2 separate regions of the Homo sapiens genome follow, and region 1 is linked to region 2. The links are chromatin loops, found by intact Hi-C in ENCODE. Cell type or tissue: PC-3. All regions are shown on one strand. Each heading gives the region's core, and the rest is flanking DNA. Links, peaks and the distances in the headings are about the cores only. Region 1 has its middle 110 kb from the start of ABCB5. Region 2 overlaps ITGB8 (integrin subunit beta 8).

What was found. Peaks named below come from ENCODE experiments on the same cell type or tissue, not always from the same donor. Only the 100,000 strongest peaks of a DNase experiment are listed, where the experiment ranks them.
Region 1: a loop joins it to region 2, with 2.0 times the contacts of the local background. A loop is called at or near these places in 2 of 110 quality-filtered maps.

Annotation. Positions count from the first base shown.
Region 1 is chr7:20,496,402-20,513,375 of GRCh38, forward strand. No RefSeq gene overlaps it. Among named protein-coding and RNA genes, the nearest start is that of ABCB5, 110 kb to the right of the region's middle. In PC-3, for the core only: a CTCF peak has its summit at 11,876; a DNase peak (open chromatin) is centred at 10,940; H3K27ac peaks cover 1,109 bases.
Region 2 is chr7:20,385,358-20,402,331 of GRCh38, forward strand. ITGB8 (integrin subunit beta 8) reads left to right here. Exons shown (of 14, transcript NM_002214.3): 7 at 6,046-6,141; 8 at 9,539-9,628; 9 at 13,503-13,637; 10 at 16,364-16,769. Among named protein-coding and RNA genes, the nearest start is that of ITGB8-AS1, 62 kb to the left of the region's middle. RefSeq lists an enhancer at 9,620-10,819. In PC-3, for the core only: no CTCF peak of the experiment used is centred there; a DNase peak (open chromatin) is centred at 8,474; H3K4me3 peaks cover 609 bases; H3K27ac peaks cover 3,210 bases.

The DNA.
Region 1 (16,974 bases), core at 7,105-15,104, 110 kb after region 2:
ATCCACAGATGGTGCACAGAGACCTGCCCCTCCAGTGTCCTGCCCCCTTGCCAATGCCTCCACCAGTGTGACTGCACACATAGTTGCCAATAAGTGGGCCCCTGCCCCAACAAGCTGTGCTGGTTCTGCCGCTACTGTGAACACCTGCACAAAGGCAGGCACCTGGCACCCGCTAGTACCCTGCCACAGTTGATGATCATACATCTCATCATGCTGCCACTGCTGCTGACACATGCCAATGAGGACAGATCCTGCTGCCACTGCCCTATAAAGTGCTTTGACTGGCACCACCCATTGAAGTGTTGTGACCAGAAGTCTGGGAGCACCTCAGCCCATCCAGTGCAGCAGGTCCCTAACCTTGAGGAGCCAGAGAACAAAGCCAGGTCCCAATAGTAGTCCACCAGAGTTAGAGCATGCAGTCCAGGAGTCCTTAGCTGAGCCTTGGTCTCCTAAAGTCTTCTAGTAATGAAGGCAGTTGACTGAACCCACCTCATACCACAATCAAACCCCAAAGGTCATCAAATAGGATAAAAGGAATAGAAATCCCATACAAAGAACAACAACTTCAAAGATTTAAGGACCATCAGCCCACAAAGATGAGGAAAAAACACTGTTAGAACTCTGACAACTCAAAAAACCAGAGTGCCTTCTTTCCTCCAAATGACCATACTACCTTTCCAACAAGAGTTCTGACCTGAACTGAGATGACTTAAATAGCAGAAATAAAATTTCAGAATATGGATAGAAATAAAGATCATAAAGATTCAGGAGAACATTGAAACCCAATCTAAAGAATTAGGAATCACAATAAAACAATACAGGAGCTGACAGACAAAAAAGCTGGCACAGAAAAGAACACAACCAACCTGAAAGAGCTGAGAAACACACTACAAAAGTTTTATAATGCAATCATAAGTATTAACAGCAGAATAGACCAAGCTGAGGAAAGAATTTCAGAGCTTGAAGAAAGACTTTCTGAAGGAAGACAGCCAGACAGGAATAAAGAAAATATAATGAAAGGGAAAAAACAAAACCCCCAAGAAATATGGGATTATGTAAATAAACTGAATGTATGACTCATTGGTGTCCCTGAAAGAGATAAGAGGAATGGAAACAACTTAGAAAACATACTTCAGGATATCATCCATGAGAATTTTCCCAACAGAGCTAGAAAGGACAACATGCAAATTCAGGAAATTCAGGGAATCTCACAAAAGACTTCAAAAGAAGATCATCCCCAAGACACATAATTATCAGATTCCCCAAAGTTGAAATGAAAGAAAAAATGTTAAAGGCAGCTAGAGGACAGGTCACTTACAAAGGGAAGCCCATCAGACTAACAGCAGACCTCTCAGCAGAAACCCTACAAGCCAGAAAAGATTGGAGGCCCATATTCAGCATTCTGACAAGTAAGAACTGAGAGAAATCATTACCACCAGATCTGCCTTACTAGAGCTCCTGAAAGAAGTACTAAATATAGGAGGAGGAGGGGAAGACTGTTATCAGCTACTGCAAACACAAACTTAAGCATACAGACCAGTGACACTACAAAGCAACTAAATAAATCAGTCAGCATAATAAACACCTAATATGACAGCATTAAATCCACACATGTCAATATTAACCTTGAATATAAACGGGCTAAATGCTCCAATTAAAAAGCAGAGTGGCACCTTGATAAAGAAGCAAAACCCAATGGTATGCTGTCTTCAAGAGACTCATCTCTAATGCAATTATACCCATGGGTCCAAAATAAAGGGATGGAGAAATATCTACCAAGTAAATGGAAAACAGAAAAAAAGCAGACACTGGAATCCTAATTTCAAACAAAACAGGCTTTAAACCAACAAAGGTCAAAAAAGACAAAGAAGGGTATTAGCTAATGGTAAAGGGTTCAATTCAACAAGAAGACCTAACTATACTAAATATATATGCACCCAACACAGGAGCACTCAGATTCATAAAGCAAGTTCTTAGACCTTCAAAGAGACTTAGACTCTCATCCAACTATAGTGGGGTACTTCAACACCACACTGACAGTATTAAACAGATCACAGAGTCCAAAAATTAACAAAGATATTCAGGAGCTGAACTCAACACTAGACCAAATGGATCTGATAGACATCTACAGAACTCACCACCCCAAAACAACAAAATATACATTCTTCTCATCTGCAAATGGCACTCTAAAATCAACCACACAATCAGACATAAAACAATCCTCAGCAAATGCAAAAGAACCAAAACCTTACCAACCACTCTCTCAGACCACAGCACAATAAAAACAGAATTTACAACTAAAGAAAATTGCTCAAAATCATACAATTACATGGAAATTAAAAAATAACCCTACTCCTGAATGACTTTTGAGTAAATAATGAGATTAGGGCAGAAATGAAGTTCTTTGAACCTAATGAGAACAAAGACACAACCTACCAAAATCTCTGGGACATGGCTAAGGCAGTGTTAAGAGGGAAATTTATAGCACTAAATATCCACATCAAAAAGTTAGAAAGATCTCAATTTAACAACCTAACCTCACAACTGAAAGAACTAGAGAGGCAAGAGCAAACATATCCCAAAGCCAACAGAAGACAAGAAATAACCAAAATCAGAGCTGAACTGAAGGTGACTGAGACATGAAAAACTACTGAAAGAATCAATGAAGCCAGAAGCTGATTTTTTTGAAAAAAAAAAAAGTATAAGATAGATATACCACTAATTAGACTAATAAATGAGAAAAGAGAGATAGAAATACACACAATCAGAAATGACAAAGGAGATATTACCACTGACTCCACAGAAATACAAATAACCATCAGAGACTATTATGAACACCTCTACACATAGAAACTAGAAAATCTAGAAGAAATGGATAAATTCCTACACAAATACACCCTCCCACGACTGAACCAGGAAGAAATAAAATCCCTGAGCAGACCAAAAATGAGTTCCAAAATTAAATTAGTAATAGCCTACCAAACATAAAAAGCCCTAGACCAGACAGATTCACAGCTGAACTCTACCAGATTTACAAAGAAGAGCTGGTACCATTCCTACTGAAACTATTCAAAAATTGAGAAGGAGGAACTCCTCCCTAACTCATTCTATGAGGCCTACCAAAACCTATCAGTGACACAACAGAAAAAGAAAGCTTCAGGCTAATATCCTTGACGAACATAGATGCAAAAATACTAGCAAACCAAATCCAGCAGCACATAAAAAAGCTAATCCACCATGATCAACTAGGCTTTATCCCTGGGATGCAAGGTTGGTTGAACATATGTGAAACAATAAACATGATTCATGACATGAACAAAACCAAATACAAGAACCACAGGATCATTTCAATAGATACATTAAAGGCCTTTGACAAAATTCAACAACCTTTATGTTGAAAACTATATCAAAAAACTAGATATTGAAGAAACATACCTCAAAAGAATAAGAGCCATCTGTGACAAACCCATACCTAACATCATGCTGAATGGGCAAAAGCTGGAAGCATTCTCTTTGAAAACTGAACTAAGACAAGAATACCCTTTCTCACCTTTCCTATTCAACATAGTGTTGGAAGTCCTACCCAGAGCAATCAGTCAAGAGAAGGAAATTAAGGAAGAAAGTTGAACTACCCTGACATCATTTTATATCTAGAAAATCATATAGTCTCAGCCCAAAAGCTCCTTCAGCAAACAATTTGCTAAAAAAATTCAGTAAAAATTCAGGATATAAAATAAATGTGAAAAAAAAAAAACCACTGGCATTCCTATACACTAAAACACCCAAGCAGAGAGCCAAATCAGGAACAAACTCCTGTTTACAATGGCCATAAAAAGAATAAAATTCCTGAGAATACAGCTAACAAGGGAGGTAAAAGATCTCCACAATGAGAATTATAAAACATTGTTCAAAGAAATCAGAGATGACACAAACAAATGGAAAAATATTCCATGCTCATATATAGGAAGAATCTATATTGTTAAAATGGCCATACTGCCCAAAGAAATTTATAGATTCATTGGTATTCCTATCAAGCTACCAATGACATTTTTCATACAACTAGAAAAACTATTTTAAAATTCATATGGAACAAAAAAAAACCCTAAATAGCCAATCCTAATCAAAAAGAACAATGCTGGAGGTATCATGCTACCCAACTTCAAACTATAATACAGGGCTATGGTAACCAAAACAGCATGGCACTGGTACAAAAATAGACACATAGACCAATGGAACAGAATAGAGAGCCCAGAAATAAGGATACATACCTACAACTATCTCATCTTTGACAAAGCTTACAAAAACAAACAATGAGGAAAGGACTCCTTATTCAATAAACGGTACTGAAATAACTGGCTAGCCATATGCAGAAGATTGAAACTGGGCCCCTTCCTTATGCCATATAAAATAATCAGCTCAGGATGGATTAAAGACTTAAATGTAAAACCTAAAACTATATAAACCCTGGAAGACAACCTAGGCAATACCATTCTGGACATAGGAACTGGCAAAGATTTCATGATAAAGACACCAAAAGCCATCGCAACAAAAGCAAAAATTGACAAATGGGATCTAATTAAACTAAAGAGCTTCTGCACAGCCAAAGAAACTATCAACAGAGTAAACAGACAACCTACAGAATGAGAGAAAATAATTGCAAACTATGCATCTGAGAAGGTTTAATTATCCAACATTACAAGGAGCTTAAACAAATTTACAAGGAAAAAAAAACATTAAATAGTGGGCAAAGGACATAAACAGACACTTTTCAAAAGAAGACATACATGTGGCCAAAAAGCACATTAAAAAAGATCAATATCACTGATCATTAGAAAAATGCAAATTAAAACCACAATGAGATATCCTCTCACACCAGTCAGAATGGCTATAATTTTTTTAAACTTCTATTTAAGTTCAGGGGTACATGTGTAGGTTTGTTACATAGGTAAACTTGTGTCATGGGGTTTATTATACAGATTATTCCATCACCCAGGTATTAAACTTGGTTTCCATTAGATTTTTTTTTTTTTTTTTTTTTTTTTTTTTGCTTATCCTCTTCCTCCTCCTACCCTCCACCCTCCAATAGGCCCCAGTACATTGTTTCCCTCCATGTGTCCATGTGTTCTCAGCATTTAGCTCTCACTTATAAGTGAGAACATGTGGTATTTGGTTTTCTGTTCCTGCATTAGTTTGGTAAGGATAATGGCTTCCAGCTGCATCCACGTCCCTGAAAAAGACATGATCTTATTCTTTTTCATGGCTGCATAGTATTCCATAGTGTATATGTACCACATTTTCTTTATCCATTCTTCCACAGATAGCATTTAGGTTGATTCTATGTCTTTGCTATTGTGAATAGTGCTGCATTGAGCATACATGTGCACGTGTCTTCATGATAGAATGATTTCTATTCCTTTGAGTACATATCCAGTAATGGGATTGCTGAGTCGAATGGTATTCCTGTCTTCAGGTCTTTGAAGAATCACCACACTGCCTTCTATAATGGCTGAACTAATTTACACTCCTGCCAAGAATATATAAGTGTTCCCATTTCTCCACAACCTGGCTAGCATCTATTATTTTTGGACTTTTTAATGATAGCCCACAATGACTGTAATGAATATACCTGTGTGCCTTTATGATAGAATGACTTATATTCCCCTGGTGTATTCCTTTGGGTATAGCCAAAGCAATGTAAATCATGGGGAAAATGCCTTTATCTCCTTTTGATGAGAATATTAGAAAAATAATATATTTTTGGAAACATAATATTTAGAGACATAATATATGTCTCCAAAGTTAGGCTTATACTTTGTTTCTCAATGATAGCCCAGAATGGCTATTATTAAAAGTTATAAGGGGAAGGTAAATTATGAGAACACATGGACACATGGGGGGAACAACCGAAACTGGGATCTACTTGAGGGTGGAGGGTGAGATGAGGAAGAGGATCAGAAGAAATATTGGGTACTAGGCTTATTACCTGAGTGACAAAATATCTGTACATTAAACCCCCCATAACAAACCTGCACATATACCTGAACCTAAAATAAAAGCTTTTTTTTTTTTTTTTTCAGACGGAGTCTCGCTCTGTCGCCCAGGCATGATCTCTGCTCACTGCAAGCTCTGCCTCCCAGGTTCACGCCATTCTCCTGCCTCAGCCTCCTGAGTAGCTGGGACTACAGGCGCCTACCACCACGCCCGGCTAATTTTTTTTTTTTTTTTTTTTTTAGTAGAGATGGGGTTTCACCATGTTATCCAGGATGGTCTCGATCTCCTGACCTCGTGATCCGCCTGCCTTGGCCTCCCAAAGTGCTGGGATTACAGGTGTGAGCCATCGTGCCTGGCAAAAGTTTTTTAAAAATAAAATAAAATGTTTATGGAAACGTATAAAGAAATACAATAAACGACCAGCATAAAAGGATAAATTTTCATAAATGTTATCAATTTTTTTGTCATTCTACATTATTCTGTTTTCAAAATGAAGCCAAATCGAGATGATCTGTTTACAGATTATTTTATATGGTTTGTTTATAGGAGCCCAGACTCCAACAACACCTTCACCTCACCTAAATCACTTAAATATAATGCGGCATACGTCCCAAGCCAGGGCAAATATCAGATCTAATCAGGAAAAAGGAATAGATGGGTCATTTTCACTAACTTTCAAAGATTTTTTTTTTTTTTTTGAGACAGAATCTCACTCTGTTGCCCAGGCTGGAGTGCAGTGGTGCCATCTCGGCTCACTGCAACCTTTACCTCCTGGGTTCAAGCGATTCTCCGGCCTCAGCCTCCTAAGTAACGGGATTACAAGACCTACCACCACGACTGGCTAATTTTTGTATTTTTAGTAGAGACAAGGTTTCACCATGTTGGCCAGGCTGGTCTCAAACTGCTGGCCTCAAGTGATCTGCCAGCCTTGGCCCCGCAAAGTGCTGGGATTACAGGTGTGAGCCATGGTGCCTGGGCTCAAAGATAGCTTTAAATGCTCTCATATTAATGCTTCATGCTAACTTGTTTCTTATCCTGTCATTAGAGTAGTGGGTCTAACATTTACCATATGTTGACCATTCGTGCAATTTATCAACCAATCTGGTATACTTCTGAGCATGAAACTAGGAGCTATTAATAATTATGCTAGAAAGACAGATGAAAGTTGGATTGATGCTAGGAAAATCAAGACATATCACTCTTCTATAACTAAAGGACATACAGCACAATAACAATTTATATATTAACAATAGCTAGAAATTTGGTTTTCAGCTCAGCAAAACAAATAGAAAAAAAATTTTAATTATATCACAAAGTGAAAAGTTGAGCACATGGTGATTGTTTGGCAGTCAGCCATCAACACTATCAACAGTACATACGAATGCTGTGTCTATGTAAAAATCTACAGGCAAAGAGTCATGGGGAAAAATGCATTTATCTCCTTTTGATGAGAGTAAATATTGGAAAAATATATTATATCTCCAAAGTTATGCTTATACTTCCTAAAAAAGTTTATTTTAGTTACTATATTTGCATTTTTACTGGCATAAGACCTGGTATATATTTTTGTCTCCAAAAGGTTGAAGAGGATTTGGGCAAAGAATCATAAAAAGGAAAAATATTTCTCTGGATCAGCAGGCTGCTTATGGATGATGTTAACAGCACAAATCCAACTTTTGTTTGTGTGTTTCAAGTACATGTTTAACTAAAACTTTAGTTCTCATCTGTTTTGAGCCATTTTTATACTGCACAAGGAATACACAAAACCCTTCACATACGGCACACAGTCCCCATTGGTGGTGCTTCACTGATTTGGCCTAAGGCTATCATTGGCTCCTCCTTTCTGCATGTTCCCCCTAACGACTTAGCATTCTTGACCCTCTGTATTGCCTGCATCCTTCCCTGCTGCCCTGTCGGGATGATCAGCTCCTAAAAGTCAGAGGCTCTCTGCTGCTCAGCATTGCTTCTTTACCATCCAACATACATGCTTGAAATAGAATGTATTTCATAAATTTTTGCCAAATGAACTAAAAGGAAGAAATCCATACTTCTTGGCCTTGTTTAAGAGGAACATCTTCAGATTTTCTTTTAGCATTTTTTTTTTTTTTTTTTTTTTTTTTTTTTTGAGACAGGATCTTACCCTGCCGCCTGGGCTGGAGTGCAGTGGTGCGATCTTGGCTCACTGCAAACTCCACCTCCCAGGTTCAAGCGATCCTCCTGCTTCAGCCTCCCGAGTAGCTGGGGTTACGCCTGGTGGCACATGCCCAGCTAATTTTTGTATTTTTAGTAGAGACAGGGTTTCACCATGTTGGCCAGGCTGGTCTCTAACTCCTGACCTCAAGTGATCTGCCCACCTCGGCCTCCCAAAATGCTGGGATTACAGGTGTGAGCCACCACACCTGGTCTCTTTTAGCATCTTAAATTATGGAGAAATGAAAAGGGCACCAAGAAAATAAATAAAAATATGGATTCTGTAAGAAAGGGGTACTGAAGTTTTGGTTTTGTTTTCTTTCTTTTTTTTAATCTTGCAAATAGAAGACCACTATATTAATGCCTGCAAGTTGATGAAAGATAGTGCCCAGTGAATATCTGCCAAAAATTGAAAAGGAATTTGGCTTAATTTGCAACAATAGGATAATGTAGGTTGAATACACCTAAAAAAGAACACCATATCGACTACAACAGTAATTAAGTAGTTCACCTAGGCAAGGCTGTGGCCTTTTTTACCTTCAGGGAAATTTAAATGAGAGTGTCTACTTAGATAAGTCAGGCTTTTACACGTCTCAGGCAATAGGGGAACCAAGTGACCCCATAAAGTCTCTTCCAGCCCTTGGATTGATTATCCATTAAGAGTAAATTTGAAATCACAAACTGAACACCGAAAAATTATAAGCAACTTTTAACTAGAATGCACATTTAGATTTTAATTGAGCCATACTGAAATCATGGTTCTGGCTGATAAAAGTATCTCAAAAAATAAATTTTAAAAAGATTAGTAGAAAACAAATATATATGGGCACATTTAGCCCCAAGCTGCCAGTCCAAGTTGTAATAATAGTATAAAAATTAGTCTGTGGTATAACAAGCAAATGGTTGTAGACAGAACTGGGCAGTATTTTTAGACATAAACCCCAAGAGAATTAATTAAGCTTTGAAAAACATAATTGAACTAGGTATTTTTATAAACATACTAGAACATCTGATGCATACACACGTGAATGTGCAAAATAGCTAATTATATACACTGTTTATAAGTCTGTCTCAGCAATAAAGCAGAGATTCCTCTATTTGTGGCCCAGTGAAAAAATTTGTTGCTTCTTATCCTTTTGTTTTGGTCAACATTTTAATTGTTCAGTAGCACTTATGGCATGAAACACCGAGGGGAAAAATAAAAGCTGTAAAACTCATATTCATTAGATCTCACTTATAATTTTGGACTTGTTTTGCGAACTTCACAAACTATTTATGAACATGATATATAAAATTTTTTTAAGTGTTTCGAAAATGTAAGGGCTTTAACCAAAAGAAACTCCTGAAATATTATTTCCCTTACTTAATAATTTAAAAGTGGCTGAAAAATGAGAAGTGGTCCACATTTTCACTTTCTTATGAGAAGCCAGCCCTTCTCATTTGCTAGACATTCACAACTACATATTCACTTAGACTGAAGGTAGGATATAATTAATTCCTACATTTTTTAATGTATCCATTCCTTCTACTAGACTATGTACTTTTATGAAGAGGACTGTATCTCTATATTCAGTGTCTGGCACATAGTAGGTATTCAATAAAGGCCAAGAGGATATTGAAAAAATGATTGAACACATCCCCTTGGAAATGAAGTACATCAAAATACAAGTATTTTCAGTGCAATTCTCCCTAACACTATTTCTTGAAAGGCCAAATGGTGAATGGGGTAAGATGGGGTCTGGCCTATGCGAAGAATGAGTCATTAAATGGCCTTGCAGATAAGGACAGAAATGCAAGTTTTCAAAGGACTCCTTAGAGCTTCCATCATGAAACAAGGTCACAGGAAGCAAGGGATAATTGATAACATCTAAAACCTAGAACATAGGGTTTTGGGGTAAGATATGAGATAGCGGGTGATATGTTTGGATAAATAGAGTATTAGAAAGAGTTCAGATAGTTCATACTTTAAAGAACTTATTATACAAAACTAAAGAGTGAACAAAGAGAAGCTTAAGGTACAATCAGTATTATTGAGCAACAAAGTGATATAAATCTTATCTTCGTAGGTGGCCCAGAAAACAGATAGTTTTGAAGATTAAAAAAAAAAAGGGAGAGAAAGACCACAGAAAATTGCATTAGTGGAGTTTTCAGACCTGACCCAGTGGAATAAAAATGAGGAGAAAATGTTGAAGTGAGGTTAATGAAATATTTTGTAGTTAAGAGTTGAAAAGATATGATGGCTGGTTAGATACAGAATGAGAGAGAATTTAAGTTTAAAATGAACATTTTTGGTTTGGGAAACTAGATAGGTGGTGATCTGTTAAAAATATGAGAAGTTTAACAGGTGTGATTTTAGGAGAGGACGGAAAAAGGCACTTGGAATGTGGATCTGGAGCCAAAGAGAAGGCTGGGAAAAAAGGACTGGGAAAAAAGACCGAGAAGTCATTAGCATGTGTGGGGTGTAAGTGTGTGTGTGTGTGCGCGTTGGAAGTGGAAGCCATGGAGTGGATGAAACTTGCAGCCCTCCCTTTCTTCAGCTGATTTGTAGGTACAAATATTCTTCTGGAGTAGGTGAGGCATGGGGATATTTGGTGGTAAGAGATGAATCGGAATGGCTTTTTTCCCCAAAGGTCCTCTGCTACCTACTAGATCTGGAGGTACATAACACAATGATGAAGAATTCAGAAAGTCACAATAAGAACAACTAAAGTACATTTAATCACAGCCCTGCCCTTGAAAATACCCACCTGGCAAGCATAATGCTATACTGTGACTTTACAAGAAGTAATCATTCAATCTATCCTTGTAACAGCCAGGAAATGAGTAAGATGTTAAATACAAGTCACATCTTTTGTTAAAAATCTCCTGTATACATAGAACACTACAGAAATATATACCACACCAGAAAAAAGTTCAAAATTATTTTTCTCCCATGCTAGTTTATATGTAGTTTTGATAGTAAGTTAAAAAGGTATATACAACAGTTTTGCATTTTTCATAAACTATGGAAAAGTATTCATGCATTTGTTCATCCAAACAATGTTTATTGAATTTCAATATTTATAAGCAAAATATGGAAATCAGTGACAAACAAGATAGGCAAAATCTCTATGTTTATAGCCAAGAATACAGAGTCTCATCATAATTAATTAAGAAGTAGATATTTAATTATAATAGGTGCTACAAAGGAGAAGAGTAAGATGTAATTAAATATCTTACATGAGGATCTGACCTAGTCTAGGAGTCAGGTAAGACTTCCTTGAGGAAATGTCTTTTGAGCTGAATTCTAAGGAATCTTTAAAATTTATTGAGGCAAAAACTGGACAAGAACTTATCAGAGAGAGAGAATAGCTTGTGTGAAAGCACTGAGCTGGGAGCAAGCACAATACCTTCCAGAAAATGAAAAATCCAAATGTGGTTGAAGCTCAGTGAAATGGAACAGAGGAACAAAGGATAGGTTGGATTAGGGAGGAAAGTGTCAAATCCTGCAGGGTCCTGCAGGTCAGATCGAGGATTTGATCTTGAAGATGTACTGGTTATTCTTCATGTTGTCTGCTCAGCTCTGTTATTCATGATGACCCCTGCAGTGAATTACCCAATTTCCTTGTTCTGTTTCCAGTTAGGTTCCAACAGGAGGCACTGACGCATCAGAGACTGGAGGAGAGATGAAACTCAAAAACTCAAGGTACTTCCGCTCCACTTCCTCCCTGTTTCATGGCAGTATCGCTAGTGGTGATTTGTCTCTCCACAATTACCACTCCTGCTGTGTGCTCCGTCCTCCTTGGGATAGCTCTCAAAGATCTCTAGTAATAAAACTTCTTCCCCTTCTCCCTTCCCCCTTCCCCCTGAGGGTAGTAGCAAATAACTTTCACTTCTGTCTTTATGTTCCTCAGTGTCTCCTATTGGTCCTCTTAACTGCAACCACACTGTAAAGTGATTCTTTTATTATAATCTCTATATTTGAACTTTTTGAGCTGAAGTCTGTTTCCTGCTGGGATCATGACTGACCCTTCACAGTACAGCCAAAATCTATTTGTACTTTTCAGTTGATCACTCTGGCTGTTGTGAGGAAAATGGATTGGATTGGAGTGAGCGAGAGTAATGCCAGGAGATGGAGAGAACTGGACCATCTACTTGGGAAGGAAAAGTCAAGATTTGGTCATAGAGGGCCATAGTCAAGATGGGCTATAGAGGTGAATAAGAGAGAAGATTCAACAATTGCTCTGTTCAGTAATCAAAAGAAACAAATACTGGTTTCAAGGAATCAGAAAATGCACATGTTCCAAAATTGCTTACGATACTGATAAGGATGACTGGAAACATCTTAAGCCTTTCTTCTGGTCCATATCTGCAAACTTTCTATATCTTGAATCCTGCAAAAAGTTTTAAAACCAGGCCCCCCAAAAACTTAAAAATAGCATTTTAGCATCAGGCAATATTTGCAGAGTACCTATGTGCAAGGCACTCTGGAAGATACTAAAAAGAGTCATCAAAGAAGAATGGTTAGGAATCTGGACTCTGAAAGCAGACTACCTTGGTTTAATTAACAGCCATGGATTTGCAGAAAAGAAGAGAAAGAAGGAAGGGAGACAAGGGTAAGCCACAAGGAGGGTAATGGGAAAACCTTGCTTATCCTTTACTCCCTTCCTAAACATATGTCTCTCTTCCTTTTCTGGTAACCTATCTCTTTGGTACATATTTATATATAAAGTTGTAGTCCAAATGGTAAGTGATCTGGAGGGATTTTCAGGAAATAACATAATAAGAAACAATGTTTTGAATTTTGAGGGCTGTGAAGTGTTCCGAAATGATTTTCAAATGGCTAAACTTAGCTAACTTATTGAGCTCTTTTTGTATCAGGGACTATGCTAAGAGCTTTACAGATAAGCATATTAACCCATTTATGCTGGAGGTTGCAAATTTTTGTGTGTGTGTGAGAAATCAGACCTTGATGATGACCTTGAGCAGTAGGATATAAATAATTCCCACAAGCTTAGCATTCCAATAATGGAACACTAGGCATAAAGGGGTTATCTCATAATGCTTCCAACACCTCTATTTCCTTTCTCACAAAGGAAAGCCTACAGATACCAATGTATTTGAAATGGTTTTGATTTAGTCCTACCTAAGAGAAAGGAAGTTTCTACTAAACGGCAGAGCATGAGACATTTAATGCCTTCTTTTATTCTTGCTATGCCTTTTACACCTTTAGAGTTAGAAAGGACTCTAGGGATTAATTATTCCAAATTCTCAACTCCTTCTGTATCTCACAGATATAAAAACTAAGTCCCAGAGTACTGAGTACCAGGTTAAATTAACTAATAATTATCTGAGGTGGCACTTGAATTAACGATCTCACCATTCTCTTAAAGATTCAGTAATATGTTAGCTATCTGCATAGAAGTGCTGTGTAATCTTCCCCAGTCTTCTAGAATCATGTTTCAAAACTTTAATTATATCCAAATTTAAATTATATTTTGTTAAATAATTTTTGCTTCCATCAGCATTCTCTTTTTAAGATTACCTAGATTGCTATGATAGGAAAAATAACATCTTATAAGCCATGAACCTACATGTCAATAACAGTTAACATTCCACTTGGAAAAGCAAACTACTAAAGCCGAAATTGAGCAAGCTTCTAAGAAAGCCAATGCATGTATTTTATATCAAAGTGACTAAAGATAAATTCACAATCTTTTATAAACTACAGTTTTACTAAATTTGTTCGTCTTTGCTCTCAGAGAGTAGACTTGAGAAAATTCATTTTTAACCATATGTTATTTGCATCTGTGTGGTAGGGACAGCTGCATATTAATTCAATTACCTTTCTTTTTCTTTGTGGGCACACAGCTCCCAAGGGATGTTTCCCAGCTTTCCTTGCAGCTGAGAGTAAGGTGGAATAGTAACCGATACCTCAAGAAAGAAGTATGCATATTTTTCAGTTTTCAGTCTCTCTTTTTCCTGCCTCCACATTATTTTTAGACCATTGCAAGAGAGTGCTAGAGACAGAAGGTCCTGTTTCTTGAAGGACAATTTGCTTTTGTCTTCTCATCTCTGACCTATTGCAATCAGCTCTAAACATCCTTCTCATATTCCATCCTTCACACTCTCTTTCTTTTCCTCTCTCATCTCTTCCTCTCTTCATCTTTTCTATTGTTCATGTGCAACTTTGTAATCTATCGTCATGGTAACAAGTATTATGTCTGGCCCAGAGCCACGTGAAGACAGAGCAGCTTCTATCTTTGGTGTGTCTCCACTTTTGCTTTGTTCATCTCTTTACCTATTTGATATTTTACCCCAGTCAGCCCCTCTCGGGCTTCCATGATGACCCAGTACCTTCTTTTCTCATTCCAAGAGACCCCCATTATGGGTCTTTCTTCTTTCTCAGGGATACTGGAAATAACATGGATCAATCTTTCCTTCATGGCAGGCTTTTTATTCAAAACAAGATTTTATTGTGTGGTATTCAGTTTCTTCGGGTTTGCTAAGTGGTTTGAAGAAAGACAATAAACTAAACTCATCTCTGCTGTAATTTTAATGGCCTACTGTGTTTTTTCTCCTTATGGGGTTGTTTTTTAACACTGGATTCTCAGATTTAAATACAATGAATGCATATGTAATGATGGAATTCCAGTGTGATTGGCCAAGATGAGAATTTGGAATATTTAATTGTATTACCATCCTCGACTTTTGGCCAGTAGGCAGGTTTGCATTGCTGTACATTGCTGCTTACTGTTTTACTTCCTCTAATGTATTCTATACCAGTGCTTCTCAATCTTTAACAGATGTCAGAAGTTTTTAGAGAGGAGGTTGAAATCCAGATTCCTGAACATTATAGCCACAGATTCTGATTCAGTAGTTTTGGAGTGAAGCCCGTTAATTTGTATTTGTTAAAAAAAAAAAAAAAAAAAGGAAAAAAAAGCTCCCATGATATATTAATACTGGTGGTCTGATGACGACACTTTGAGTAGTCTACAATGCAACTTGAAGCTCACAGAAGCCCCGAGAAGAAAAGTCTGATAAATTTCTAGTTGAAATAAGACACAATCAAAACTGGCTCAAATTTCAATATTAACCTTTTGAACAGAAACATTGCTATATCATATAATCCTACAGCTAAAATTGAATATACTAAGTCAAGATGAGGAAACAGATCTACAGACCTGGGAAGATTGTTTCATATCTTAAGAGAGACAGAAAAAAATGTAGGGGTATGTATAGAAGGGAATGTTTTCAAAGACGGCCAGAACAGTATCTTCCATCACTCTTTTGCAATGTTACTTTACTATTAGACCTTCAAGAAGTGATACTTTTTTGCCTTCCCCTTGAATCTGGGCTGACCAGAAGGCAATGTTTGACCGATAAAGTGCAATGGAATTGAGATTGTGTAACTCCAAGGCAGAGCCTTAAGAGAACTTCAATGTCTACCATTATCTCTTACTCAGATAAAAGCCAGCGCCAATTCTCAATCATGTGAGTGAAGCCATTGTGGATCTTCCGGCTCCCCCAGAGACCTAACCAACAATACAGGAAACAGAATGGCCTGTCAACCCACAGAATTCTGAAAAATAATCAATTGTTGTTTTAAGTCACTGACAGAAAGGGAAGTTTGCTTTGTAGTAGGTAGATTTGCAGATAACTGCAGTGATGGGTGTCCAGACCTCTCCTCCAGTAGTCTGTATATTTCACTATATATACTGTCTTCTCATTCTCCTTTCTCCTACTTCTCATTTGTTCAGTCAACCAATGCATTTTAAAGCATTTCAAGTATTCCAGATACTACCAACTCAAAGGTTAATAAAAACACACTTGTTACCACTCTCATCAACCTCATAATCAAGAATAGAAAATAGACTAAACAATTGTCACATATTTTGACCAAAGTACTAATATAACTAGTACAGAAGTGGTAAATAGAAACAGTGTGTGTGTGTGTTTATTTGTGTGTGTGTGCATGTGTATATTTTTAGTGGTTACAGAATCATGCATGGGAGAGGAAGAGAAGGTATTATTAAGGAATTGGTGCCTGAACATTATCATAAATTATATACCAGACAGATGAAGGCAATGAGAGAGTAATGTAAATTCACTATCATACCTTTCTCAAATGTATTACTTTTGAATTTTGGTATCACTAACTACTCAAATAGTACATACAGATGTACGATTATATTAATGTGTATATTTACCTTGATTATATCACTAAAGTTATCATTCTCTATAAAAAGAGTATCAGAAGATAAAACACATTTCCGCTTGTATTCTCAATATTTCTCTCTCTAAAAATCTATTCAAAAAGCTGTTTTATTTGCTATTAATGTTCACTTAAATCATGGATTAAATGACAAATCAAAAGATTATGGAAAATCTATGGGTTCCTTCATCAGGAATGGGTAATCAAAATGCCCTTGAATAATTTATAATTGAGGTAGGCTCTTTATTGATTCGAGTTTCATTTAAGACGAGAGAAACCTGTAATACAGAATAGAACGTATCACTAGCTATTCCTGTGGCTTAAAAACTGTCTGGTGATCTGAAAAGTAAGGCAGATTAAGCTTCAGGCAGAATATCCAAGAAGTGTCCAGCCCCAGAAATTGTCTCACTGCTGCTACACCCAGGGACATTGCACCTACCAATGAAGAAAGTTGCTGAAAATCAGGAAATTGGTGGCTCAGGTCTATGCTGCCTGTGTCACCACCTGAAGAGCAGAATTATGGTCTCTATCCTAATTAACTTAGTTCAAAATTCAAGTTGACCATCAAAGTACCAGATTGGAGGACCCCAAATCACAAC
Region 2 (16,974 bases), core at 4,264-12,263:
CTAGTATTTACTGGTTTAGGCTTGGTGTTTTTCCATGCAGCCTTTTATATGCCTCATCACATTATGGCCAGTGATTCTTTATCCCTCCTATCATATACCTCCTCAGAATCCCCTTACTGCTGGCTTCATAGTTCATTCCTTTTCCTGCAGGCTCATTTGGATAGGCTAGCTGCTGAGTCGATCAGCATCTTATAGCATGGAGGCAGAATTGCAGAAGGCCTATCAGGCATTAAACAGTTTTGCTTTCTCACTGGCAAAAATAGTCAACACTGTGCCTCTCCTCATGCAACTTTAACATGTACTTGACTTTTAAGTATGCCATTTAGGAAGCTTTCTTTTTACTATGAATCTTATCTACTTGGAATTATACTTAATTTTTCCAGGACTGCAGATGAATAAAGAGAGCTTAAGAAGCTACTTTGCTAATGTAATCCATAACTTTGCTACCTGAGTTAACAAACGTTCATAACACTATTACATTTATTCTTTCTGAAAGGGATATTTCTGACATTTTCAAAGTCTGGAAAACATTTATAACTAATGTTGAGATCAGACAGAATTCCATGTGAGGAGATAATTGTGATCTTTTAATAAAGAGATCTGTTAATTTTGTTTGCTGTTTCCCGACAGAGACGTGGCCTTTTCTACTTCAGAAAATGTTAAATCTTTTTCTGCTTCTCAGGTTTGTCTCAGATGCATACTAATAAAAATGCAAATTCATGGAACACTTATTTTGTGCCAGGTATGGAATACAACTAGAAAGTTTTAAGTCCATGTGCAGCTTTTAAAAACGATTGTTCCATCTTTTGGGGCATCGAAAGACTACAAAGTACCTGATTTCAGCTTGCTGAATGATCTGCTTCAAATTGTAAACACTATGAGAACATTTTTTTTTTTTTGAGACGGAATCTCACTGTGTCGCCCAGGCTGGAGTACAGTGGCACCATCTTGGCTCACTGTAACCTCCGCCTCCCAGGTTCAAGCGATTCTCCTGCCTCAGCCTCCCGAGTAGCTGGGACTACAGGCGCGTGCCACCACACCTGGCTAATTTTTTTTTTTTTTTTTTTTTTTTTGGATTTTTTAGTAGAGACGGGGTTTCACTGTGTTAGCCAGGCTGGTCTAAATCTCCTGACCTCATGATCCACCTGCCTTGGCCTCCCAAAGTGCTGGGATTACAGGCGTGAGCCACTGCGCCTGGCCTGAGAACATTTTAATAGTAATTTTATAGGAGAACTAATTTGAATGCTTCTCATATTCTCAAAAAGAGTGGCCTGGAAAGGATTTCTGCAAACAATATTTAGTAGGAATTGTTTTAATTGAAAGCAAAATTGCATGTAGAAATCACCTGTGCCAGACTCAAAGTAGCCTGGCTCTGCTTGTGTAATGCCTTTCAAATGGGGTAAAATTATGGTTTGCAAAAGTGACACAATAAAATTCAACTTTGATAAAAATTTTTATAGAATGGAATATTCTCATTAAATTAGATGTTGTAGGTAAGTCATACTTAAGCAGAAAGCTTTTTGTTGCCATTATTATTGAAAAACTTACAAAAATCAATGCATACCCTTCTTCAGTAAATAGGGTATCGTGATTACAACTGATGTCATATTTGCCAGGAGCCACAAACTCAAACATCTGCAGGGCCAGGTAAGAAAGATAAGCAAGTGACATAGGTCAAGGAAAGCACATCCAAGAGCATATCTTGCCTTTAGGAAAGGCCTCCAAATCTCTCTTATTAAGCAGTCATTTGTTAAAAACTGTCTTTTCTTGAGCAGACCTATGGTGTTTGTCTCTTTATGTTCAGTTAACAGCATTCAACATTCCAGTGAAATGTAGATATTGCTTTACTTCTACTTTATAAATGAGGAGGGAAAAAGGTGCTAAAGAGATCAGCATCTTGTCTGGAATCACACACCCTTATATAGCAGTGTCCATAGTAGACTTTAAGCTGTTTGACATGAACCGCTACTCATCATTGGTCTTAATAATTACAGAACAGTAAGTGAAGGCTTTACGAAGTTAACCTATTTAATCTCCACCATCTGAGTGGTAGATACTAGTGTTTATACCTGCTTTACACCTATGGAAACTGAATCCCAGCAAGGTTCAGACAGCTGCCCAGTGTCACATAGCTAGTAGTCGCAGAGCCAGAAGTTGAAGCCCAGATGATCTGTTTTCAGAGCCCCTGCTGGTGGTGTGGTTCTCAACTGGAGTGATTTTACCCTCCAGAGGACAATTTCATCAAGTTATGACATTTTGACTGTCATAACTGTGGAAAGAGGGTGCTACTGGCACCTGTTGTGTTGAGACCAGGGTGCTGTTAAACATCCTACAATGCACAGGACAGCCCCTTTGTCAAATAAAAAATATATCCAGCCCAAACTGTCAATAGCACTACTCTTGAGAAACCCTGGTCTATGCAGTTATCACAGTGCAACTATGTAGATACAAAATTAACTATCAGGACAGATGTTGACTGACACATCATTGAAAGTTTCATCTCTAAATAAATGTCTGCTATCTGATTACTTCTATGCTATTTGCCTCTTTCCTCTAAAAAATCACGCAGATAAAAGGTTTTTATTTAAGTTGTTTGGTTTTTATATCTTATTACAATATTCCATACTATAAATTCTATATTCTATTATAAAAATTTATATTATGGATCTCACTTGTATAAAGAGAATCTTAAATGCTTTTTTATCCACGTAGATATACACATTATTAAAATTCTCCCATACATCTGTACACAGTTATCTCTTTACCCAAAATTGCCCCCAATGAATCTTTCTTACCTCTTCTTTCCTTCTGACATTTATAAGTTACTTCCCACAGCCTTAATTACTTAGCAGCTGTCTTGGCACATTGCTTTCCTTCTCCCTTTTGCCCCTGAAGTGCTTGTTATCTCTATTAATTATTTTCAGAGTTTACAGAAACAATATGTAATGGGTTAGACAGAGAGGGAGTTGGAGTTCAGGAGCAGTGATGTCACCAGAACAGGAGAGTTGGCTGAGAGGGAGCGTGTCTCCTGCTAGTGAAATAAAAGATAAAATACTTTTTTGAAGATAGGCTGCTTCATGAAGGAAAGGGGAAGGGGCTTAGGCAATGGTCATTAATCCACAGGTCTTCTGTCAACAGTGGTTTATTTAAACATCTGTTATACATTTGTAATTTTTAAATATCTGCCTTGAGGTACTTGGAATTTTCTTTTAAAAGAGATTTCTCTCTAGGGCTCAAAAAATCTGTTTTTGTAGGCTTGAAAATTCGACTAATCTTTTTTTTTCTTTTTTTTATTATACTTTAAGTTCTGGGATACATATGCAGAATGTGCAGGTTTGTTACCTATGTATACACGTGCCATGGTGGTTTGCTGTAACCATCAACCCATCATCTACATTAGGTATTTCTCCTAATGTTATCCCTCCTCTAGCCCCCCAACCCCTGACAGGCCCTGGTGTATGATGTTCCCCTCCCTGTGTCCATGTGTTCTCATTGTTCATCTCCCACTTATGAGTGAGAACATGCGGTGTTTGTTTTTCTGTTTTCCTTTGTTAGTTTGCTGAGAATGATGGTTTCCAGCTTTATCCATGTCCCTGCAAAGGACATGAACTCACCCTTTTTTATGGCTTCATAGTATTCCGTGGTGTATATGTGCCACATTTTCTTTATCCAGTCTATCATTGATGGGCATTTGGGTTGGTTCCAAGTCTTTGCTATTGTGAACAGTATTGAAATGCATGTGTCTTTATAGTAGAATGATATATAATCCTTTGGGTATATACCCAGTAATGGGATTGCTGGGTCCAATGATATTTCTGGTTCTAGATCCTTGAGGAATCACCACACTGTCTTCCACAATGGTTGGACTAATTTACACTCCCACCAACAGTGTAAAAGCATTCCTATTTTTCCAAATCCTCTCCAGTATCTGTTGTTTCCTGACTTTTTAATGATCGCCATTCTAACTGGCCTGAGATGGTATCTCATTGTGGTTTTGATTTGCATTTCTCTAATGACCACGACTGATCTTCTTAATAAGCTTCTGACCAAACTAGAACTTTCTAGATTTAAGTTTTATGTACATTTGGTCAAAGTGACTTCCTGTTTTTGGAAAGGGGAAGAGATTAAGAAGTCTTCAAAAGCTGCTTACATTTTAGAGTGCCACTTAAATATTGATTTTATGTCAGTTAAGTAAAAGCTGGTTGAAAACATGTATTAAATTGTCCTTAAAATACAAATGTTTCCAAAAATTAAGAAGGGTGAATGCTTAGCAAGCTGTGACTATCTTGTCAAAGCAAAAATACTTGAAAAGCAGTTGTTGTCATTAAAAAATATTTCCAATACAGACAGATTTACCTTGCCTCTGCTTGTTCTCTTTATTCACTAGCATTATGCAAACTGTCATCAATCTATTTTAAGATTATGCCTTTCATTAGGAACAAGTAATAAGAATTTAGCTGGCAGAATTTGTGTTTTTGGAGTTTTTTTTTTTCCATTGCTTTACAATTATATTCTTAAGAATTGCTCTGAGAAAAACTTTTCCTATGCAGACCTACGTGTTAATACTTTTTAAGCTTCTTCATTAGTTGGTTTCATATCATGTGTAAAGGCAACTCATGAAAATTTGATTTGTTTCTATCACAACAATTATAGATGACAGAGAAATAAAGTGTTATTTGTTACTTAGAACTTACGTTATAAGTGAAACTAGTTAGTCTAGCCCTTTTACCAAGTTCACATAGTTGTCACAATACAGAAATGTTTACCAAGTTGGTTTAACAGGATTTTTCCTTAAAGAAAATACAGTTAACATTGGAGAGTGCAGTGGGAAGCAAAAACTATGGAGTAATTTGAACTTAAATGTTATGATACTAATTGGGCTCAGTTACATACTAATCTTTGGCTTATGCCATTAGGCACCAGTGAATGAGGAGAGACTACTGCCAGTGAACTTTAACATCATCTCTCTGATAAGTATCTAGCTATGAACTTGTTATTCGAGACAATCATTTTAATTTCTAGAAGAGTATTTATAGAAAAAATATTACCAATAATATACCTAACTATATAACTCTAGATAGTCATTTATGTAATCATCAGATTTCTCATGTTCTCTAAACTAAATTTTATTTCAATTTTCCTACTCTTCTCTAACTTTCTCATTACCACAAAGAGTGCCACAGTTGGCACAACATAAATTTTATTTATCAAAGTAAAGCAGGTATAAAATATATCATACAACAAAAATATTGAGCATAATGATAAGTTGAGAAATCTGTAATCTATACCTTGTATAAGCAGTTGAAATAAGAATCAGAATTGCTATTAGTTTTGATCACTTACTGCATGCAAGAAAATGCACTAAATAGTTCACATACTATTATTATCTTTTTAATCTTGCCAGCAATCATGGAAGGCAGGTATCATTCACATATTACAGAAGATGGAATTGAGAACTTTTGTTGTAAGGTGACAAACCTAGGACTTGAGTAGAGCATTTCCTGCTTCTAAAGAGCGTTACTATATCATGTTATATATATATGTTATATAACTATATCATGTTATATATCAAATGTGTATATATAGTATATGTGGATGTTTGAATGTGTATGTGTATATATATGTTTATAGGCATATACATATACATGCATACATATTTGCAGTTCAATACTTGTTACTGAATTTCACCTTAGAATGTGATTGCCACTAACGTGTCTCTATTTCTGAATATTAAATTATCTGTCAGTTACACCATTTGGAGTCCAGTGTTAATCTAAAGAGGTGCTGTTCACTCTTTGTTAGTTAGTTGAATTCAGCTCTCTTCATCTTTTTAAGTTACAGGTTTTTATGGGACTTTTGTCTATAAAATATTTTAATACATGGATATTGATGTTATGTTTTCAAAAATTTAAATGTCTTCAGTAAAACCATAGTCCTTCCCAGGTACATTTTTATGTAAGTCATACAGTTTTCTTCATATTAGATGTTTGAATAGGATGGAGCTATGAAATTTCATTCCCTTATTTATTTTATTATTCATTACAGGAACACCCCTCACTAGGCCAACTTTCAGAGAAATTAATAGACAACAACATTAATGTCATCTTTGCAGTTCAAGGAAAACAATTTCATTGGTATAAGGTATGTTAACTCTGAAAATGTTAAAATTAAATTTTTTTCATTGGTAATTGAAATTAAGACATTTCTTTAGAACCACAGATAAGGATTCTGGAATTATTATACTTTGTACAATCTAAATTCTATATTGTATTACTAAAGTATCCTTTACAATGTCTTAACTTAGCATTTAAGCATAAATTCTATTTAGGTTTGTAACATCTAGAACCAAATCTGAGAACTGAGAATTGTATTGGATACACTTGAGTCCAGCCTGATGCTTAGGGTGGTCTCAAATGTGACAATGGTGGAGAAGACTTATCAGGCAAAAAGTAGTTCACAATCCGTCTTTGCATCTTGCATGTCTAGAGTGCTTCTTCTTATTCTGGTACATGAGCATATCCTCATAATAGGTTAAAATTAGAGAATATCAGCTTAATTCTAAATAGCACTGACACACCTAGCTTTGGTCTAGGTCATTCAATAACGGACCAAAAGGGGCCATCGAAGTGTCTGAGCCAGTCAAAGCCTTCACACATAAGAATAATCTTGGTGGTGTCTGGAGTCTTTTGGGCCAGGTGAGACCCTCAAGCAAAATAGACAGCAACTGTGTCACACTGGAGGTGCCATGGACCCCCCAGCATAGAACTGTTCCTCTGCAACCCTGTTATAGCTTTCTTTTCACAATCTTTAAGGCTCTTTCTTCCTAGAAACTCTCTTGTTCTCATTTTCATGAAGCTATGACACCCTAATTTTCATTGTGCATCTCTGTTTACTTGGTCTCCCTCATCTCCTTTGCTATCTTTGTTTCTCCCATCTGCTCCCTAATTATACATTTCCCCTCAGTGGCCAGTCCCCAGTGCCCTCTACTTATTTTTAAAAACTGCAGAGAAATTACATTTTCTTGGCTTCAATAAATACTTGAACCCATTTCCATTTGCCACAAGCTGGTGTTCCCCCTACCAGTTTCCCTATTACCTACCTACCTTATCTGAAAGCACTACTTTAATCGTAACACTTCTTCCTTTAGAAATCTATGGTGAAGCTTTATTTATTTATTTAGGGTAAATGTATGGAGTACAAGTGCAAGTTTGTTACATGTGTAGATTGTGTAGTGGTGAAGTCAGGGCTTTCAGGGTGTCTGTCACTCGAATAGCACACATTGTACCCATTAAGTGATTTCTCATCATCCACCCCACTCCCAGGCCCTCACCCTTCCAAGTCTCCATTATCTATCATTCTACATCATGTATACACATTATTTAGCTCCCACTTATGGGTGAGAACATGTGCTATTTTTCTTTCTGTGTCTGACTTAGTGAAACTTTATTTAATTCCTTGTTTACCCAAATGTATATACCATGGAACCACTTTTTAAGGTAACAACAAACTAACATCTGCAGAAGTAGGACTCTGGCCAAAATTAAATGGCCCAAACCACTTTATTAGCAATCGTAACAGCTTCCACTTATTGTACACTTAACTATTGTCAGGCATTGAGTTTGTAAATACTTATTAATCTAATCCTCTTAGCAACTCATAAAAATGAGGACAGTCATCTTAATATGCCCATTTTAAAGATGAGGAATCATATTTTGGGAGGCTAAATATTTGCCCAAGGGTTTCTAACAACCCAAATCCTCTGCTCTTAACCTCTAAGCTTAATAGTTTACTTTGAAATACCATGCAGCTTTTTATAGCTTTTGCTTCCTCTTTGCTGTTTCTCTAACATTATTTCTTGGCAGCATTATTGGCTCTAGCAGTTTCTTCCTATTCCTTTAAAAATTTGCCATTAACTGATAAACCATAAAACCAGGTTTATTATTAACTAAATTATGCACAAAGTCAGAATCAACTGGCTCCAAAGCCTGGGAAGCTCCGGTGTGAGCCCCATGCATGCCCCTGTAGTCACCTCCTTTGACTGCCTAGAGATCTTTTTTATCAATCACCTTTCACCTGGGTTCTAACAACCTCATGGCTGATAATCCATCCTCCATCTGGCTGCCAGAGTGATCTATTGAAATCACAAGTGTGACCACAGTACTCCCTTGAGTAAAAGTTTCAGCGGTGCCCTCTGAATTAGAGGACCAAATCTCTAAGGTGGCACATGAGGCCATGTCTCTGCTTGCCTTTCTGGCCTCATTGCCCCACTGTTCCTTGCCTTGCAGGGATGCTTCTCATCCCTCCAGCCATGCTTCTAATCCTCCTGTGCACAAACACTCAGCCAGGCTGATTCTCTCCTCTGTGCCTTTGTTCTTGCTGCCCACCCTCGCTTCTCATGTCTGGAAGCCCTTCTCCCTCATTACTTTATTAACTCTTACTCATACTTTAAGGCATGGCTTATAAGTCATCTCCTCCAGAAAACAGTCCTTGGCAACCTTCCCCAGCTCTCAAATGCTGGCCAGGTATCCCTTTCATTAGGGTCTGTGCACATCTCTATTGTTTCACGTGTTCACATGTACAGTGTTTAGTGAAGAAATTGTCATTTATATGCTTGTGAGATCCTTAAGGGTGGAAACTATGTGACCTAGTGATTTGGCATCTCCAAAGTGTATAAAGTAGGAGCTCAATAAAAGTCTAATAAATGAATTTTTAAAATCTATAAATGATACATTTTTCCTTATGACTTGAGATGCCAAGTTGTTAGTGTCTAAGTAATGGCTGGCATCCAGCAGGAACTTAAGGATATTTGTGAATAGGATAAAATGCAAGAATAAATGGATTTCAAAACTTTTTACCATCTGATTTCCTATAAGTACGTGCCCTTTAGTCAGATTGGCTTTTTTCTATTTTTGCTTCATCTTCGATTCATGCAGACCTTTAAAGCCTTTGCTCATTCTCCCTAAAAATACCTACGGTCTTCTCCATAATAAGCAGCATGCATCAAGAACACATACCCCATGAAGTTTCCACTTGTGACTATGATTTTTCCTAACTAAAGAAGTTTTGGGAAATGCTGCATTAAATAATGTTAAATCATTTCTAGATTGCAGGCCTACTCTGAAACTTTTAATTTGCAAATGTGCATTTTATGTTTCTAAGTGGAAGAAACCATATGCAGAACTTCCCAAGCTCATTTGCCCTCAAAACTTTTGTATGTTTAAAATCTCTTGGGCTTTACATTCCATGGAAGAAATTTGGGAGATGCTCATCTGCATTTCGATTGGATTTTTAGGTCATCAGGTACAGTGATTCCGGATGCACACACAGTCATGCACATGTACAGACACACACAACCACTACATGGGTATATGTTCTGGCTGCTCTACTAGGTTGCTTATATTTTTCTTGTGTCTTATAGGTTTTCATTCATTTAATGGTTCACCTTCAACTGATAACTACAAAAATATTTACTATTTGTTGGTTGCTAACCCATTACATACTATTGTCATTGTTTAAATGCTACTGATATGTTTTATAGGATCTTCTACCCCTCTTGCCAGGCACCATTGCTGGTGAAATAGAATCAAAGGCTGCAAACCTCAATAATTTGGTAGTGGAAGCCTATCAGGTATGTATATATTAGATACAATTTTTTAAATAAAATTTTTACCTCAATTTCTGTGACAAGGTACAAAGTAGTGCCATGTCATCTCGAGAGGAGGAGTAGAAAGCATATTAGATTAGGAATTAGGAATCTGAAGTTCATCCCTGGCCCTACCACTAACTAGCTTTTTGCTTTGGGAAAGTTATTTCTGCTTTCTGTGCCTCACTTTTCTCATTGACAGTCAACAGAGATTGGGCTAGAGGCTATCTAAATTTCCTTCTACATCCAGTGCTCAGTGAATCATCAAGTCATAGCTATAGAATGTACATTATTACCATGAAATTGCGTCATTTCCTATGCCGTAATGATAAAGTAGAAGTCCACAGTTACGTAAGGCAATAATCTGCCAGGGCAGTTAAACTATCTGGGATATAGCAATTATTAAGAGGAGTCGGTTGGGATCTCTATGATCAACCACTTGATTGTTCAACAATTATTTTAGCATTTTTATCAAAAGAGTTTGATTAAAAGAATCACCTTAGTAGATACTCTGTTTTCTTGAGTTGATGGTTGTATGCTGTCATCAGTCCTATGAAGAGTGAATGCCTCAATGCAAAGAATTTAAAGAAACATCTGTTCTTTCAACCTGCGTCATTCCTGAATAGAACCACCTCTGTTAAGATGTTGTGAAAATAGTGACTGCTACTTTTTTACCACTAAGATCCAGTCACTTTACATACATGACCTCATTCAGTCCTCACACCTGACCTATAAAGCAGGTGGTTAGTACCCACATTGTATATTAGTAGAAACCAAGACTCAGGAAAGTGAAACAAACTTATCAAAGGTTGTTCAACTAATAAGCAGAAGAAAGTGGGATCAGAATCCAGGTGTTCCTTTACTTCAAGCCTCAGGTGCTTCCTCCTCTGCGATACCACCTGTTTTTCATTGTTTTACAGTGTGTCAAAAGATATGCTTTATGCTACCTTGAATTTATGGGCCAACTATAGAGTCTCTTTCCCAAATTCTCTGACTCCCTTCCTAACACGCAGAGTTTAATAGTTAAATTATAGCCAAAGCATTGTGGAAAAACCTCTCGTTTCTCTTCTCGTTTTCTCCAGACAGCACCTTCCTTTAGCTTGGGCACAAAAGAGAAAGGCAGGAAGTAGACACAATATATGAAATGAAGAACTTAGGCCGGGCGCGGTGGTTCATGCCTGTAATCCCAGCACTTTGGGAGGCCGAGGCAGGTGGATCACGAGGTCAGGAGATTGACACCATCCTGGCTAACACGGTGAAACCCTGTCTCTACTAAAAAAAAATTAGCAGGGCATGGTGGCGGGTGCCTGTAGTCCCAGCTACTCGGGAGGCTGAGGCAGGAGAATGGCTTGAACCCAGGAGGCGGAGCTTGCAATGAGCCGAGATTGCGCCACTGCACTCCAGCCTGGGCGACAGAGCAAGACTCCATCTCAAAAAAAAAAAAAAATTAAGAACTTGTTTAAACTTTCATCTTCTAAAAGGAAAATAAATCTTGCTTGATTTGTTTTCACTGAGGATAGTTTTCTATGTCTGAAAAGTACGTTGAGTAAAATAAGGAAGAGCGTCTTAAATTACATCTTTCTCACTGTTACAAAAAAGAACAGTGAGACTGAAGAGGGACTTATCACAGAAAATCAAATGTGTCTACAATTCATTCCCATCAGTAGTCTGTTCCCAAGAATAATCAAAATAAGACAAGAGCTTATGCTGTAAGAAACCACTCTAAATTCTTTAGTATGAACCCATTTATTACTCCAAAAAAAGTATATAAATTTACAGATTTTTACCTGTGTGTCAGACTGCCCCAGTGGCAAAGGAGACAGCAACATTTGGTTATTTTGCCTAGCATAGGTATGCAATGCCTTAGTCCAGTGTAGTTCTCATCAACCGTAAACAGTGGAAAAATAATATTAAATCCAACAAAAACTTACTGGGGCTAACTACTCTCCTTAAGTTGGAATTCTGTTATTATTTTATATATGTTTATATTATCAAAAATCTTCTAAACTTTCATTTTGTCTTCACAGTCCAACAGAATCAATTCACAATCCATTGAAGAATTATATAGAATCTGCCTCTGTACCTATTAGATACTAAAAGGGAAGCTCAAGATTATGTCTGGGGTTGGATTTCTGAATCCCCAAACTGGGCAAAATTTTAAGGATTTGTCTTCACATCAGGCTTGAAAAACATTGGCCTAACTAGCTAAGATCTTTTCCTTTTCTTTCTTTTTTTTTTTTTTTAGATGGAATTTTACTCTGTCTTGCCCAGGCTGGAGTGCAGTGGCGAGATCTTGACTCACTGCAACCTCCACCTCCCAGGTTCAAGTGATTGTCCTGCCTCAAGCTCCAGAGTAGCTGGGATTACAGGCGTATCACGCACACCCGGCTAATTTTTGTATTTTTAGTAGATGCAGGGTTTCACCATGTTAGCCACGCTGGTCTGGAACTGCTGATCTCAAGTGAGCCACCTGCCTCAGCCTCCCAAAGAGCTGGGATTACAGGCGTGAGCCACCACACCAGGCCAACTAAGATCTTAAGAGAAGCAGAATTTTAGAAGGGTAAACTGAGGATGCTCATTGCGTTAGGCATTTCCTTCTGATCTGCTGGTTTTCCACATATGAACATCTTTGTATACCACTGGAAGTTTATATTGATTTACCAAGATTATACAATTAATTGTTGCAGTGTGTATGAGCTCTCTGGAAGACATAGTCTTACCTACTGTAAATAATATTTACTTTGAGAAATTAGAGGAAAGTCTCTTGTTCTAAAGATACGCTACCAGAATTCCATGATCAATTATTTGTCAGTAAGCACGTGTTTCTTTGTTGATTATACCATTGAAGAAGAGAAATCACTCAAGTAAAGAATTAGAAGCCACTGGAAATTATTTTTCTTTTCATAACCCGCTGCTCACTCTCTTTCTTTAGGCACATACTTCGTTTTTCCTTTTTTTTGTTTGTTTTTTTTTTGGCAAGTGAAGGATTTTTGCATGTGGTAGACTCTTAGTTGTATGGAATAAAATGCACACAGATCTGAAGTATACATTAAAGGTAGCTGGATCCTTTGGAATTTGAAGATTGTAATGAAAGAAATTAGTGTGTGCCTGCCACACAATAGGCATTAAATAGATATTTATTGAATGAGTGTATACATGGGTGAATAAATGAATGAATGGTTTTCTGCCCAGTAAGAGGACCTATTTTGGTATTAAGGATTGCAGCAAGCTTGACTGACACAAACAAGTCCCAAGGACTTGGGAAAAATTCTAAGCCATTCTTGGAGAGCCTTATAGAACTATATCTGTCCAGTAATTCTTGCTCCTTCAGTGTAGAAATGGCCTCCCTAAAATGTACTTGTCAATTCTGTGTCAATAAGTCGTTTTAGCTATCATGATAGTCTCAATTGTTTGAAACAAAAATATTTCTTTAGCAGCTTTATATGGCAGAAGCATTTTCCACATTTTAAGGTGTCAAGATTTACCCTTTGTGATGATATATGTGTTCTCAAGGTTTAATTACACTTTATCATAAAATATAGTTATTACTGGATTAAAAATGACTGTTTTGTTAACAGACTGATAAATATCTTTGAAGGGCTCAAAATGCAGTCATGGAAATATGTAAAAAAAATAGAACAATTTGAATGCAGATAATCTAATCCTTCAGTATTTCTTATGTATTTCAAATATAATTGGGTCATTATGTGGAAACACTGTTTTTATTCATCCTTTTATAGAAACAGACTCTTTGATCTAGTTAAAATTAAATCTATAATGATTTAATAAGCTTGACTCTGCTTTGTTGCTGACATTTGAAACTACTCTCGTATGTAATTTAAAAATAATGTCTCTGCAGAAGCTCATTTCAGAAGTGAAAGTTCAGGTGGAAAACCAGGTACAAGGCATCTATTTTAACATTACCGCCATCTGTCCAGATGGGTCCAGAAAGCCAGGCATGGAAGGATGCAGAAACGTGACGAGCAATGATGAAGTATGTGGGTGTGCATTTTTCCCTTTTAAAATAAACTAAGTTGTTTGGCGTACTTTCTTACAGAAAAAGCAAACCATTCTGAAAAATTTTACTTACTACTGACTCTAAGAATCTTATTTATACTTCAAGGAAACTTTCATTGTCTCTCCTCAAAGTTCCTACTTGTTTTAGCTCAGCTGATTGTTCTCTCCAACTCTCAGGTTTTAATATGTATATGTGTGTGCGTGTGTGTGTAATATGAAACAATCATGTATCAATAGTAACTTTAAACTTAGGCGTCATGACCGGTATAAATTAGGAAATCACATATTCTCAAATAAGTAGTGTCTGTACTTATAATAATGATAATGCCTTTTTGATTTCATATTCACAAACTCTCAAAGTAAATGTAAAATTGAAAGTCACATATCACAGAAAAGAATGGGAATGATAGAACAGTTGATAAAGGCTAAGAATTTCAAAATCTTTCACTTTGTGATTGCCCCAGTACACTCATAATTATCTAAATTATCTAGAAGGAGGTAGGGAAATTTATTAAGAACAATACAAAATGGGAAGAGTCATCATTTACCAAAAAAAAAAAAATGGGATGTAAAGGAGAGAGATCCAGATTGTAACAGTATCAGGAAACAGCACCAGAGGAGATAGAGATTCTCCAAGGATTGGCACAACGGAGAGAGTAACACAAAGAAACATACTCTTTAAGGGAGTCTTTGCTGGGTGAAGTGATTTTGATTGAGTCATTTACGTCATGAGGCATTGTCTCATGTTTAAATGAATGACTTGGACTAGTAGATTTCCAACCCCTTTTAATCTAAAGTGCAATGATGATTAATTATGTAATGTCATGCTATAGAAAAAAAGAAAAAGTTATTGAAAGTGATAGAAGATTCTAAAAATGAATAAAAGAGACTCTTCTCTTTAGTTAGAATATGTTTTTCTATCTTAGGAATTTTAGAGCTGTGTATTTTAAATTAATTATTGCAAGTTTCTAATTCTGTGGTTTCTTCTATGATCACTCCGTGGATTTTGTTCAAAGGACATCATATACCAGTTTGCAAAATGCACTTTGGCTTTTCATTAAAACTACAGAGAAAACTTTTTACTAGCAAATATAGCACTAAGTTACTTTATGAAAAAACGCTTACTGTCTTAGAAATAGTTATTTCCTTCAAAATGTCATTTTGGAAGAATGGTTTTTCTTAGCTTTTACATTGTTTTTTTTCTTTTCATTTGCTTACATGCCATCTTTCCTTCATTTTCAATTGAGTAGTATAAATAGTTTAACTCTCAGGAATAGTCATATGACCTCTTAATTATAGAAACCCCAGAGTATGATCTACTGTTAGAGATGGCAGTGGCCACATTAACTTATGTATCTGTTAAGCTTCAGCATTCTCAAAGACAAAAGCATTTTAAGCATAACACCAACTGTATTGATTTTAATATTATGGAACAAATTCTAATGTTTCATGTATATATAAGCCAAATTTAGATACTTTATATTATTATATCGTAGATATATATTCCAACCAAAAAGCTCAGCGCAAATTAATTTTAAATTGTAATGGATCTCAATCCAACGTGAAAGAAATATACCTTCTTATTTACCAAAGTACCTAAAGATGGTAAGGTGAGCCAACAAATATAAATAGACATATTAAATCAATTGTGTTGTGCAAAAAGAAGAAATAGAGAAAAAGAAAACATTTGACCAATTCCTGCCAGCACAGCTCCTTAGTTCTGGGCTATCTTCTTCCATGGAGACAAATAGATAACCTGTGTTGAGGTCTTAAGATTTGCAAATGAGAGTCCTAAACATTTTTCTTTCGAGTAACATCAGAGAAGGCCACAGGTTTTCCTCCACTGAAACCCTGTATAAACTAAAATTTAACTCCGAAACTTTACTTGGGCTCCTAGAAAATAGGAACAAAATTAAAACTGTTCATTTGAACATCTTATCTCAGGGTTTTGATTTTTATTTATTTATTTATTTTTGAGATAGAGTCTCGCTGTGTCACTCAAGCTGTAGTGCAGTGGTGCAATCTCGGCTCACTGCAACCTCTGTCTTCCGGGTTCAAGCAATTCTCCTGCCTCAGCCTCCCTCCCAAGTAGCTGAGACTACAGGTGCGCGCCACCATGCTCAGCTAATTTTTGAATTTTTAGTAGAGATAGGGTTTCACCATGTTGGCTAGGCTGATCTCGAACTCCTGACCTCAAGTGATCCAACCGCCTAAGCCTCCCAAAGTGCTGGGATTACAGGTGTGAGCCACCACGCCAGGCCTCATCTCAGGGTTTTAAACCAGTAGAGCAGAAGCCCTTTACTTTGGTTTATGTGATCTATCTCTAGTGTCAAATATTCAATACCCCACATTTTAATGGCTGAGTTTAGAAAATGGCCTATTCTTTCTCATGTTTGCTAAGAAATTAATCATCAGTGATGGGGTAGATGCTTCAGATAGGCTTGCACTCAAGTCTATTTAATGGTGCAATATAGGGATTAGTAGTTATTATATTCTTTAACCCTCAAGTTCATTCATTGGAAAATAAATGACTTTAAAAAGAGATGTTGCATATATATGAAAGAGATTACATGTGTTTCTTTTACAAATATCGTTAATTTCTCTAAGATGGTTTCTTATCAATTCAGTTATTAACAGATATAATATTGGTAATAAAAATAATTAAGGTATATAAATATATTTCCTTTTTCCTCCTAAATTTAGGTTCTTTTCAATGTAACAGTTACAATGAAAAAATGTGATGTCACAGGAGGAAAAAACTATGCAATAATCAAACCTATTGGTTTTAATGAAACCGCTAAAATTCATATACACAGAAACTGCAGCTGTCAGTGTGAGGACAACAGAGGACCTAAAGGAAAGTGTGTAGATGAAACTTTTCTAGATTCCAAGTGTTTCCAGTGTGATGAGAATAAATGTCATTTTGATGAAGATCAGTTTTCTTCTGAGAGTTGCAAGTCACACAAGGATCAGCCTGTTTGCAGTGGTCGAGGAGTTTGTGTTTGTGGGAAATGTTCATGTCACAAAATTAAGCTTGGAAAAGTGTATGGAAAATACTGTGAAAAGGATGACTTTTCTTGTCCATATCACCATGGAAATCTGTGTGCTGGTGAGTATAAATATATACAGGCAGCTTTTACTTGTCACTATTACACCAGCATAGATGTTAAAGTGTCTTTAAATCACATGTTTATAAATTAGCAAAACTGAATCTGAATTTGTTATTCAAAGTTTCAAAGTCCATGAAATTAGGGCATGGCAACAGATTTATAGTACGTGATTTTGATATTTATATCTTAACCTATTTTATACAG